2 separate regions of the Homo sapiens genome follow, and region 2 is linked to region 1. Evidence: chromatin loops called from intact Hi-C (ENCODE). Cell type or tissue: mammary epithelial cell. All regions are shown on one strand. Each heading gives the region's core, and the rest is flanking DNA. Links, peaks and the distances in the headings are about the cores only.

The links. Hi-C counts contacts between places; a loop is a spot of excess contacts. Peaks named below come from ENCODE experiments on the same cell type or tissue, not always from the same donor. Only the 100,000 strongest peaks of a DNase experiment are listed, where the experiment ranks them.
Region 2: a loop joins it to region 1, with 4 times the contacts of the local background. A loop is called at or near these places in 10 of 110 quality-filtered maps.

What each region holds. Positions count from the first base shown.
Region 1 is chr18:76,254,416-76,259,790 of GRCh38, forward strand. LOC105372210 (a long non-coding RNA gene) reads right to left here and starts at 845. Exons shown (of 4, transcript XR_935654.3): 1 at 1-845. It overlaps LOC105372209 (a long non-coding RNA gene), which reads left to right. Exons shown (of 6, transcript XR_935653.3): 2 at 1-1,492; 3 at 2,409-2,518; 4 at 3,044-3,148; 5 at 4,723-4,914. In mammary epithelial cell, for the core only: a CTCF peak has its summit at 2,680 (motif pointing left); no DNase peak of the experiment used is centred there.
Region 2 is chr18:76,346,912-76,352,286 of GRCh38, forward strand. No RefSeq gene overlaps it. Among named protein-coding and RNA genes, the nearest start is that of LINC01893, 140 kb to the left of the region's middle. In mammary epithelial cell, for the core only: a CTCF peak has its summit at 2,356 (motif pointing left); a DNase peak (open chromatin) is centred at 2,350; H3K4me3 peaks cover 275 bases; H3K27ac peaks cover 507 bases.

The DNA of each region.
Region 1 (5,375 bases), core at 220-5,219:
TACAGATACCCACCACAATCTCATACATAAGGAGAGAAAATAGGATGTCCAAATGAGTCATGATGAGCCTACACTGAAAGCGTTTTGTGGCCCCAACCATCAGTTTCTCCAGAAATAAGTCTGCTACAAAGTGGAAGGTCCTGCTTGCTTCATTTCCCAACTCCCTCGTCATGTGCTCTGAGGGCTGTGAATGCTTTAACAACATCCCAGCCCCGAAATGCAGTGGAGCCAGTTTCCAAGGAAGAACAGCAGCAGTCGACCCCTAACAACAGGGCACAGGTAACGGATAAAAGCTCACCCCGATTTCCAAGTCGCCAAAAGAGTGATCACTGCTAGGCTTTTACCTCTGCTCAGGGTTCCATTTCCATGTGTTTAAGAGGTTATCGAGGTTTTTTTAATTCCAATGGGTTGGCAGGGGAAGTTGTCGGGCTTTTCAGTGACGAAAACTCCTCTGCATGTGTGCCCATAAAACATTAAATGAGAAATACAGTTGCTAGAATGCCCAAGTTAGAAACTGAGAGCTAAACATCACAATCCGGATGTTCCCCACGCATTGGGACGAAACCTCTTGGACAAGATGCTGCACTTAGGAGCCTCAGTTCTTCTCCTGCAGATACTCCACCTCAGCCACTTCCGACCCGCCCGACTATCAACATTACAGGGCTAGGTTCCGTTAGTCAATATTTAGTGAGAAAAACTCTAAAAAACGGCGATGAATTGGAGAAAATCTTCACAATCTATACCTCCAACAAAGGACTAATATCCAGAATCTACGAGGAACTCAAAGGAACGGTGAACAGTTTTAATCACCATTATTACGCCCGTACTTAGCCGGAAGTGTGTCTGTCCAATTCCCATCCGGCCGGACTTCAGACTGACTTCCTTTCAGGCGTTCTGGAGAGAATGCGCGTGCCCTTCTCTCCGGATTCTGTGTACCCGGAATCTCATTAGTCTACTGATTGGGAATCGCAAGCATCAGCCAGGCACAATGGCAGCTGAACACTGATTTGGTATCAACGTGTTTGTGCTGAATCCCTCATAAACTGGGAAGATGTTTCTTTCTTAGGATCCCTCGCAGACCACAGCTTCCTCACAGGTACCCGATGGAGAGACAAGAAGTGTACACAGCTGACATCCAGCCTTCTCTCTGGCTGATTCAGGCGCTGAAAGCCACGTGGTCATCACGGTCTTCTGAAGATTATTAATGAGAAAGCCACTTAGAACAAAGCCGTCCACAGTTATAGTTCTTTCATCTTGAAAACTAACAACACAAGGTCACTGCCCTGGAGGACTCCTTGAAAAACTGACACTTGTCCATTATGCAAATTCTTTGTTGATTGTTGTTGGGTCCAGAGTCTAGTTATGTAGGGAACTAGAGAGAAAAAGAGAGAGAGAGAGGAGAGAGAGGGAGATAGAAGAGAGAAGAGATTTGAAACCCATCTCACACCCTAAATGTGGGCAGGCTTGCAGACAGATATCTTGGAACTACGAGGTAAACATGGTCTAAATCCCCTGTTTTGGGAAGATAAGTGCTCAGAGTTCTGTAAGCTAAATGCACACTGCTGAAATGTGATTGAAAACTTTGTGATGTGAAGACTAAAAATCACAAGTAGGAGGCAGGCAGTGTTTAATCTTCTGCTGGATGACAATTCAAGATAGACTGATAGAGATACCTGCTGCCTGATAAACCAGTCAATACTGTAGATGGTAGATATTTGCAGTCAACAGGCCCTGGGAGCAGGGAGGGGGAGCTGGGGACCACAGCATTACTATACTGCAATTCTGCTCCCAGCTCCTTGCTAAGGAAGGCGAGACCTATAATTTGCTGCATTATGTTATCATACTATGGATCGAAAAGCATTCAAATCCTTCCAAGTAGACCATGTTAATCCTGTACATAGGCGTTCTTCGGCCACGTCATTGTCCATTGCAGACGGCACATGTTAATCTATCCTAAAAGTGAAAGTGAAGGGTGGTCTTTGAAAGAACTCTCTCTCATTCTAGAAAAGCCAGGTTTTCAGGCAGAAATTTTTCTGGTTTGTCTGTACTTTAAATTCTTAGCTTTTTTTTTTTTTTTTTTTTTTCAAATACACTGGCAGGAATATACACCAAACACTCACAAAAGAACCAGAGAAATCACTGGTTCTGGCCAAATGAGTAGAACACACACACACACACACACACACACACACACACACACATACACACATACACAGTGACTAAAGCGGGATAGTAATGTGTCTAGAGTAGTTTTCAGAGTATGTGTGTGTATGTGTGTGTGCGTGTGTGTACCTACATGTGCATATCCCTGGTAGTGCATTACTGCTGCACTTATTTGGAGGAAATTTGAGAAAATGTCTTTGAACATGGTTGTCTTACTGGATTTCATTTATTAAATAATTCACCAGGCTTTTCTTCTGGAAAAATGTCCAACTGTAGCAGACAGAAAGGAAGCCAAGAGAGGGTGTTTACAGCAAGGAGGGGCTATGAAATATCTTCACTCCAGGTTCTTTATGAGGTAAAACCGTGTCACACCACACCACTATCCCTGTTGCAAACTGTTCATCTAATTTCCCTCTTTTTTGGGATATTTTGTTTTCCCCTAAATGTCAGAGTTTGCTTGGGGAAAAAATATTTTTGGTTGTTTCTTTGGAAGCTTCTTGCAGTATGCCTCCACCTGCTGGAAGGAATCAGGCATGTTGTTAGGTGCAGCTGCAGCCCTGCACGTTCAGAGCTGCCTATTTCTGTGTAACTGAAGAAAACAGAAATTATAAATCTATAGAAGAGATGTTTACTTATAAATGTTTACTTATAAATATCACATGTAAATTAAATGCTATGCATCAACCTACCGCAAAGTTGTATAGTCAATGTATTTTTAATATAGTTTGAAATGAAAATAACTTCATTTTAAGGGAAACAGAATTTATGATGATGCAAGTAATCCAGGATGTCGATCAAAATATACCCATTTAAAGGTAAGGTGAAATGTAAATTGTGGTATTAAAGTTCCAAATGTTAACAAGTATTTTCATTTCCCCAGCTGCAGTGTATCATTTTTATCAGCAATTGGAAGCATGCTGCATGTTTGACTCTGTGGACTCCTGCTTTACACAACAGAACATTCCGATGGTGTGCATGTGCCATAGTACGTATAGAAATTCTAAGAATTCATATAATTTACCTGCTAAATCAGGGACTATTACAGTCTGCTGTGTAAATTCACATTTTGGCACTCTTTAAAAAGTGGATTATTATTGACCCAATAGACCATAACAGCTCCAAAGAAGCCGTTACTGTACATCGTGTAAAGCCTTCGTGGTGTGTGTTTTATTGAAGCTCTGTAGCTGTCGGGATCTGCTTGTCAATCTAGCTGCCATGCGCGTGCACCAAATGCATTGCTAAAGATGCCTTGTAAATTGAAGCTTTAGTCAAATTACCCTTGTTCTTGTCCAATAAGCCATGGTATAAAATTGGATATTTCCACTGCAGTTTCTTTCTCCACCTCCAGAATTCTATTTCCCTGTATTTATAGAGGTTGAAATTTTGAAATGTGGATAAGGGAGTGGTGATTTGATTTCAAGTTTCAAAAAAAAAAAAAAAAAAAAAGCAGGAAGAAAATTGAAGACAGTTTTTGCTTTGCATGAAAAAACATCTCAAAGAATGCATGAATTTACCAGCTTCCAGGAGGCTGACAACGGTCACAGTGAGATTTCTCTACTTTAGGCTTTTGGGAATCCAAATAAGATTTTTATTTAATTTTCTATGTGCTAATTTTGTGTTTTTCCACCTGTCTGTCCTCTTCTTTCATTTAACAAAAAAATGAACATTGGAACATTTGTCAGGAAAAAAAAAAAACTTTTTAGTTACTTGTACCTTCAGTAAAAATAAAATAATACTTTGAGGTCTCAAGCTGTAGGTGCAGCACTTTCAGTGTTTTCCTGGGCTGGTGAGAGGTTTTGGCAAAGCCGTCCTGACACCCACACAGCATACACAGCGTGTTTGTGATGATGATTAAGCCATTTGTTAGTCTCTTCCTGATATGGCTGAAGCCATGCAAATCAGCATGGATTCCCAATCCTCAGAGACAGGGTATGTTCTAGAAAGCAAGCTATGAACAAAAAGTTCAGGCTGGATTACCTGAAGGAGATCCAGGCTTAATGTCACTAGGTATATGTCCTTACTTTCTGGCCGAGAGCAAACATTTGGTAAGTTTCTGAGCTAGGAAGAAAATGCTTATGGAACCGTGGTTTTAAAAACATACAGTCAGCAGAACATATCCGCTTAGAGACCAATATTTCTTCAAGTTATAGAAGAAAAAAAATAGGAAGGGTAAGATTAAGTGCTGTACAACTTTGTTCTTTCCCGTAAGAAATAGTAAAAGCTCATATTTTTATACTATGTTATTTCAATCTATAATTGTTATAATTGATAGCTTAAAATCCTAAAGTTCAATGGTAATGTGACAAATGGGAGATAGAGCTAGAGCAAACTCAATGAGGTATTTTTTTAGTTCCATATCACGTCAGATAAATGGATAGAGAGTTAAGAACCGCAAATTTCTAAGAAATCACCAGCGTAATTATCTTAGGAAAATATAGTTTATTTTCATTTTGCAAATATCTGCTAACCACTGCATCACCCCTCCTGTGCTCAAGAGAAAGGAGCACAGTGTGTCCCCCTAACACTGTGGAGTAAAGCATGAGAAAATTCTTTACGCAGCCCTGCCGTAACAAATCTCAGCTGGTCCTCTGCTGTCCTCTGGGGAGAATGCATTTGAACTCATCTCAAAAAGCTGGTTTTCTACCCTGGAGGTCTCCGATGGCTACTGCGAGAAGAAAGCCATGTCCCGAAAGCAGTGATACAGATTGGCAGCCACTGCAGAGATGCAGAATGTCGAAGAGTGTGTGTGTTGTAAGAGATTCTTAACCCCTCCCTAGCACCCATAGGGGCAGTCCACAGCCTGCAGCTTGGGCGGGAGGGGGTTAATGCGGGGCAGCTGCCTGGCGGGGACCAGCTGAAATGGATCAGCTAGGAACCAGCCTCCCCTCTGCATTAACCCTCGAAGGGATGCAGAGGCCCAGGACAGAGGCCAGCCTGCTGTGCTGCACCTCGGCCTCATTTATTCATGGGAGACACACGCGCGTGTGTGCATACACACACACACACACAGAGAGAGAGAGAGTTCATTTTACCTCCTGACCCCTTCTGCCTCTTGTCCTGATTTGAATGAGAAGTTATATTTCTAAACACAGTGCTTTCTCACTGGGCTATTTTTGTAATATAGTATGCTGAGTTGCTGCCTTAAAATTATATATATATATATATATATGCACACACACATGCACACACACAACAGGCGTGCAGACCTTACA
Region 2 (5,375 bases), core at 232-5,231, 93 kb after region 1:
GACAGAACCCGGGGGTAGACTCAGGGCTGGGGCCGTGGGCGGCCAGGACCACACCTGGCTCCCGGGGACACTGGGTCCCTGCGGAGGCCCCACGGCACATCCTCTCCCCAGAGTACCTGAGCCCTCGTTTTAGTCTGAGAATCAAACGTCATTTGTATCGGGCCAGCCTGAGGAGCCGTTGCTCCTTACGGCAGTCCCAGAGGCACAAAGTCCCTCAACCATGACAATGTGGGCTTGACAATTTGGTCAGCCTTGCTCCGCCACCAGTTTCTCTCTGAACAATCAGCTCTCGGCTTCCCGCCTTTCAAACCAGCCATCGGCTCACACACTCTCCACAAAGCACTCCACCAGTAAAGATGACGGGAGGCAGCCCAGCCCCACGCCCCCCACTGTGAGGAGTCACGGCCTGTACCCCTTCTGTTCCCCACCCTACTGCGTCCCTTGAGGCACCGGGGTGCTGGCCTCTGCCTGGTTCTTTACCACACTGCAGCCTCCCCAGGTCATAGAAAGCCCTGAGGCTCGCACCTGCCCGGTCCAGCTTTGTGAGGCTGGTGCTCAGGAGCCAGCCCCAGGCAAGACAGGAAGGAGGCGTGCCTTGCCTCAGTTTCCCCTGCATCATCCTTGAGGCCCATGTCTGAGTGGCCAGCCCCTCCTCCTGCACCTGCTCCTCCCCAGCCTCCTCCCAGGGTGGGGGACCCTGCTCTAGGCTGAGCTCCATCTCCCTGTCACCCGCAGTATGAGACCCTCACCCCCAACCTGATTGGTGTGGAGACAGGGTCTTTTAGGAGGTCATGAAGGTTACGTGAGGTCACTAGGGTGGACACCTGATAGGACATGATGGGTGGAAAAAGACCCGGCTGTGAAGCTGCCCAGGCCTGGCGTCCTGTGTGGCAGCCTGAGCAGGCAAATACACTCCTGTCCCGCTTAGGAAGAAGGAAACTATTCCCCAAAACGGAACATCTGTGTCCTCTGCCTCACACCTCCAGCCGGCCCAGTGAGAGCCGTCCCCAGATGCCCCAGGTGCCCCCTCAGCTGCTGCCCCCCTCGCGCTCCTGGTCCCTGAGCCCGGCTGTCCTCTTCCTGCCCCCTCAGCCACGTGGGCAGCCTCTCCCTGTGCTGCTCAGGGCTCTTCCCCTCATTCTCTGAGCCCAAGATGAAGGGGGGCTCCCACCGCTCCTCCAGCTCACGCCGAGCCCTGCTCCGCCCTCAAGGCACCCACTCTCCAGCCTGGAGACACCTTCCGAGCACTCAGACTTTCCATCCCCAGCCGCTAGTTGCCTTCATAAATGCAGACCCATGTGGGTAGCTGTGGACGATGCTTCCCTGAACCCCCAAGAACTCCAGGTCCTACCCCCAAATCACGCGTTCCTCTCCCATCCTCCCCACGTTGAGTCAATCACACCACTTCACACACCCCGAGGCCCAGGCACCCAGGCCTGAGGCTGCTCCAGGTCTGAGGCTGCTCAGTCAGGCCCAGGAGGCCAGGGGGCATCCACCCAGAACCCTTCTCTTGTCCAGCCATGCAGGTCCTGTAAGCCCCACAGCTCCCGCCCACCTGCTCCAGCCTCCTCCAGGGCCTGTGAACAACGGCTTTCAGCTTTTGTGTCCACTACCAAAGTACATTCCACACAGGCAGGGAGATCCATTCTGCCAACTGCCAACAGCCAAGAGCCAATTTATGTTTGTCTTTGACAAACACAAATCAGATTATGTCACCCACCGGGCAACACGCCTTAGCAGGGTCTGCGCGGCCGGGAGAATGCAGCCACGCGCCCTGCTCTCTGGCCTGCCCTCCCTCCTGCTCCTGTGCGGAGCTCCGGTGTGGAAGGTCTCCCTTCCTTGGGCGCATGCAGCGGTCTCCCTCCAGTCCTTGTCCTCTCCTGCGCCCTGAGTGCTGTTGACTGCTCGGCCTGCATGCAGAGGCCCTGGGATGAGACCAAGTTCTCCGCCTCCAGACCCCCTGCCAGGCTCTGCCTGTCGCACTTGTCTCTTTCTGAGATGTCTGCATGTATCTGCTTGTCTGATTACTGCTTGCAACCCTAGGAGAACACAAAACCCCATGAGAGATGGGCCCTCGACTTCTGAGCTGCTGAATCTCCAGTGCCTGGAAGTCAGCGCGAATGTGGCAGGGGTTCCGTCAAGATCCGCGGGCAAACAGCGCATACCCTCATCACCGTGGGCCTGTGTCACCCTGCCAAGCACCGTGTGGCCCCGGGGGCCAAGCATGTCATCTTCATCTTGGTAGCCCCTTCCGCATGCAGCGGGTGCTTAATTTATGCTGGCTGAAGACAACGAGGTGAATGAATTTGCATTCGGCGTTGCTTTACATTCATGTGTGACGTCCGCCTGCCATCTAGTGGTGGAAGAGGGCAACTTCAGGAAAACGGGCTTTTGAGAAGAAATTAGAGAAGCCCTTCAAAAACGGATAAAGGAAGATCGGGCGCGGAGAGATGGTCCCTTTGACTGTTGGTTTGCAATCACTTCCATCCCTGCTTACTAGAGAAGCGCTGAGAACTCCCCTGAGAACTGATTCTGGCACATTCTGCGGGAGGCGAAAGTACGAAGGCGAAGGCGGGGAAGCCCCAAGGCTAAATGAGTACCTGTCCTGCTGGCCTGCACGCCAAGGGAGGACAGGCCCTTTTGTTCCCGGGGGCACTGCACGGGGCAAACCCAGGAAAAATGTCAGAACACAGGAAGGCCGTCTTTCCCGCTTCTTAGTAAGCAGAGAGAATGTGGGGAAAGTTAAGCTACATTGAGAAGAGTGAAGAATGCAAAACCGAGGGGGACAAGGTGGTGAGAACGCAATGGAGAGAAAAGGTGCTTAACGCAGAAAACCTGAAAGGCAAATGTAATCTTGACGATGTAACAATAACAGAAACGGCCGGGCGCGGTGGCTCACGCCTGTAATCCCAGCACTTTGGGAGGCCGAGGCGGGTGGCTCACGAGGTCAGGAGATAGAGACCATCCTGGCTAACACGGTGAAACCCCGTCTCTACTAAAAATACCAAAAAAAATAAAAAATAAAATAACAGAAACATAGAGTAAAACTGAAGGGGCTCACTAAGGACCTGTGAACGCACAGCCTCTCCAGACCTCAGCCTGACGGAAAATTTTAGACTGCGTGGTCCCTGAAGAGTGTTTCAACCTTCAAGTTTTCTAACTCTCTGATTTTAAAATTAATGTAAGGCAAATCCCTAACAAAAACCTAACTGTGTATTTGTCACGAGACTTTTCTTTGAATAACTGCCTGTCTCGGCGGGGGCTCTTCTCACACTGAAGGGGGCCACTCCTGGATCCAGGGTCGCAGGTTGAAATCACACCTGAGCCTGCGCCACGGGTGTAGGACGCCCAGCAGCAGCTTCTGGAGAGCAGAGAGCCGGGGGAGTGGCCACTTCAGAGTGGGGCCAGGACAGCTGGGGCCACCGCCTTCCCGGCGCAAGGTGGGCCAGGCCCCACAGGTGGCCCCAGAATTGCAAAGCCAATGGCAGCTTCCTAAGTGGTCACCGAAACGCACTTTCAGTGTGGACCCGCCGGCCTGTGTGTATTCAGCAATCCCAGCCATCCAACCTGACCTCGGGCTGCAAAGACGATCGTGGCCGGAGCCGGCTGGCTCTTTGCGAAAGCGGCGGGACCCGGGGACAGCAGGCTGCCTGCGCCGCTTCCCTCCGGGTGGCAGGCCCACTCTCTGCGGGCACCGCGTCCTGCTCACCCGTGTTGTGGTCGGGCCGCAGAGCAGGCCCCTTGACGGGGGGATCCGGAGCCGCCTGGTGCCGGCACAGCCTCAGGGAGCAGCCCCTAAGCTGCCCCGTGACAGTCAATCGCCCGCTTTCCCCCCGTGGGAAGTCTGTGCCGTGACCAGAGCCTCTCACCCTCCCACGGCCCCACGCGGTGTCCTTTGCTCAGCACCTCCCAGAGCACCGGGCAGAGGCACCCAGAAAACCGTCACCACCTGATCCCGCAGAGAATCGCCCGTCCTCTCCGGAATTCTGTCCAACTAGCACCGCCCCAATAAACAGGAAAAGCCTTTTTCTTTTTCCAAGTCCACCTCCATTTCAGAACGGCCAGGGCAGATCTGAGGCAGCTTAGGACACTCACAAGCCCGAGAAAAGAGCCACCCAGATAAGGTAACATGTGAAATGCTGAGAAATCGGCTGAGTTTCCCTTTACCAGCCCAGTAAAAGCCAGTGACGGAACCCATCCTCGCAGGCACTTCATCCCAGCAGGGCTGGAGGCCTGAAACTACAGGTCTAAACATCGCGGGGTGTTCACTGGTTTCTATTAAGTAATTCCTGTCCTCAGAGAGTATGATCAGCTCTTCTTTAATAGTTGTCAAATAATAATAAAACAGTTCTCATTAAGAGCGTCATCAGCGGCTGGGTGCGGTGGCTCATGCCTGTAATCCCAGCACTTTGGGAGGCCGAGGCGGGTGGATCACGAAGTCAGGAGTTCAAGACCAGCCTCACCAACATGGTGAAACCCTGTCTCTACTGAAAATACAAAAATTAACCAGACGTGGTGGTGCACGCCTGTAATCCCAGCTACTCAGGAGGCTGAGGCAGGAGAATCACTTGAACCCGGGAGAGAGAGGTTGCAGTGAGCTGAGATAGTGTCATTGCACTCCAGCCTGGATGACAGAGTGAGACTCTGTCTCAAAAAAAAAAAAAAAGTCATCAGCTTGCTTTTTCAGTCTACCTGAAACCTATACTTTCGTGGATAGGAGAAGAAATCCAACTGTTTACCTAGTTAAAAAAATTTATTGAACAAGGGAAAATGACTTACATCTTGTGTGTCATAGGTAACAGAAATTTCCAGATTCATAAACGCAATATAGTTTAAGAAAGAAAAAAAAATGCTGGTGTCTAGAGACCATGCTTATTTAAAGACAACTTTATGGGACTTGAAAAAACATTGTCACTCAAATTTCTTGGAAGTAATTCCAACTTACATTTACATATCGCATTAAAGTTGACAAAATGCAGCCCATATATCGTTTGCCACAGTAACACCAATACTGGGAGATGGCCATTCCCACTGCACAGCTGTGGAAACTGAGGCACGCACTCATCACCATGTGTTCATTTACGAAACATACACACGGAGAGCCACGGGCCTGGCTTTGGTACAGCCACAGAAATGCAGTGCGGTGTGTCTGCCTCAAGCACTGCCAAGCTCAGCTCAGTGGGAGGAGGCAGAGAGGGTCTGTTTACTTTCAGATGTTGTGACTGGTGCAATAGCACGCCAGGATGTCCAGAGAGCTGGGGGGAGTACAGGGGAGAGGCGGGAACCCAGCCTCCTCTGGCGTGGGAGAGGCAGGAGGAGGAGTCAGAGTCGGCCAAGGCTCCCGGGCCGCTCCCCTCAACCGGAGCCTCTGAGAA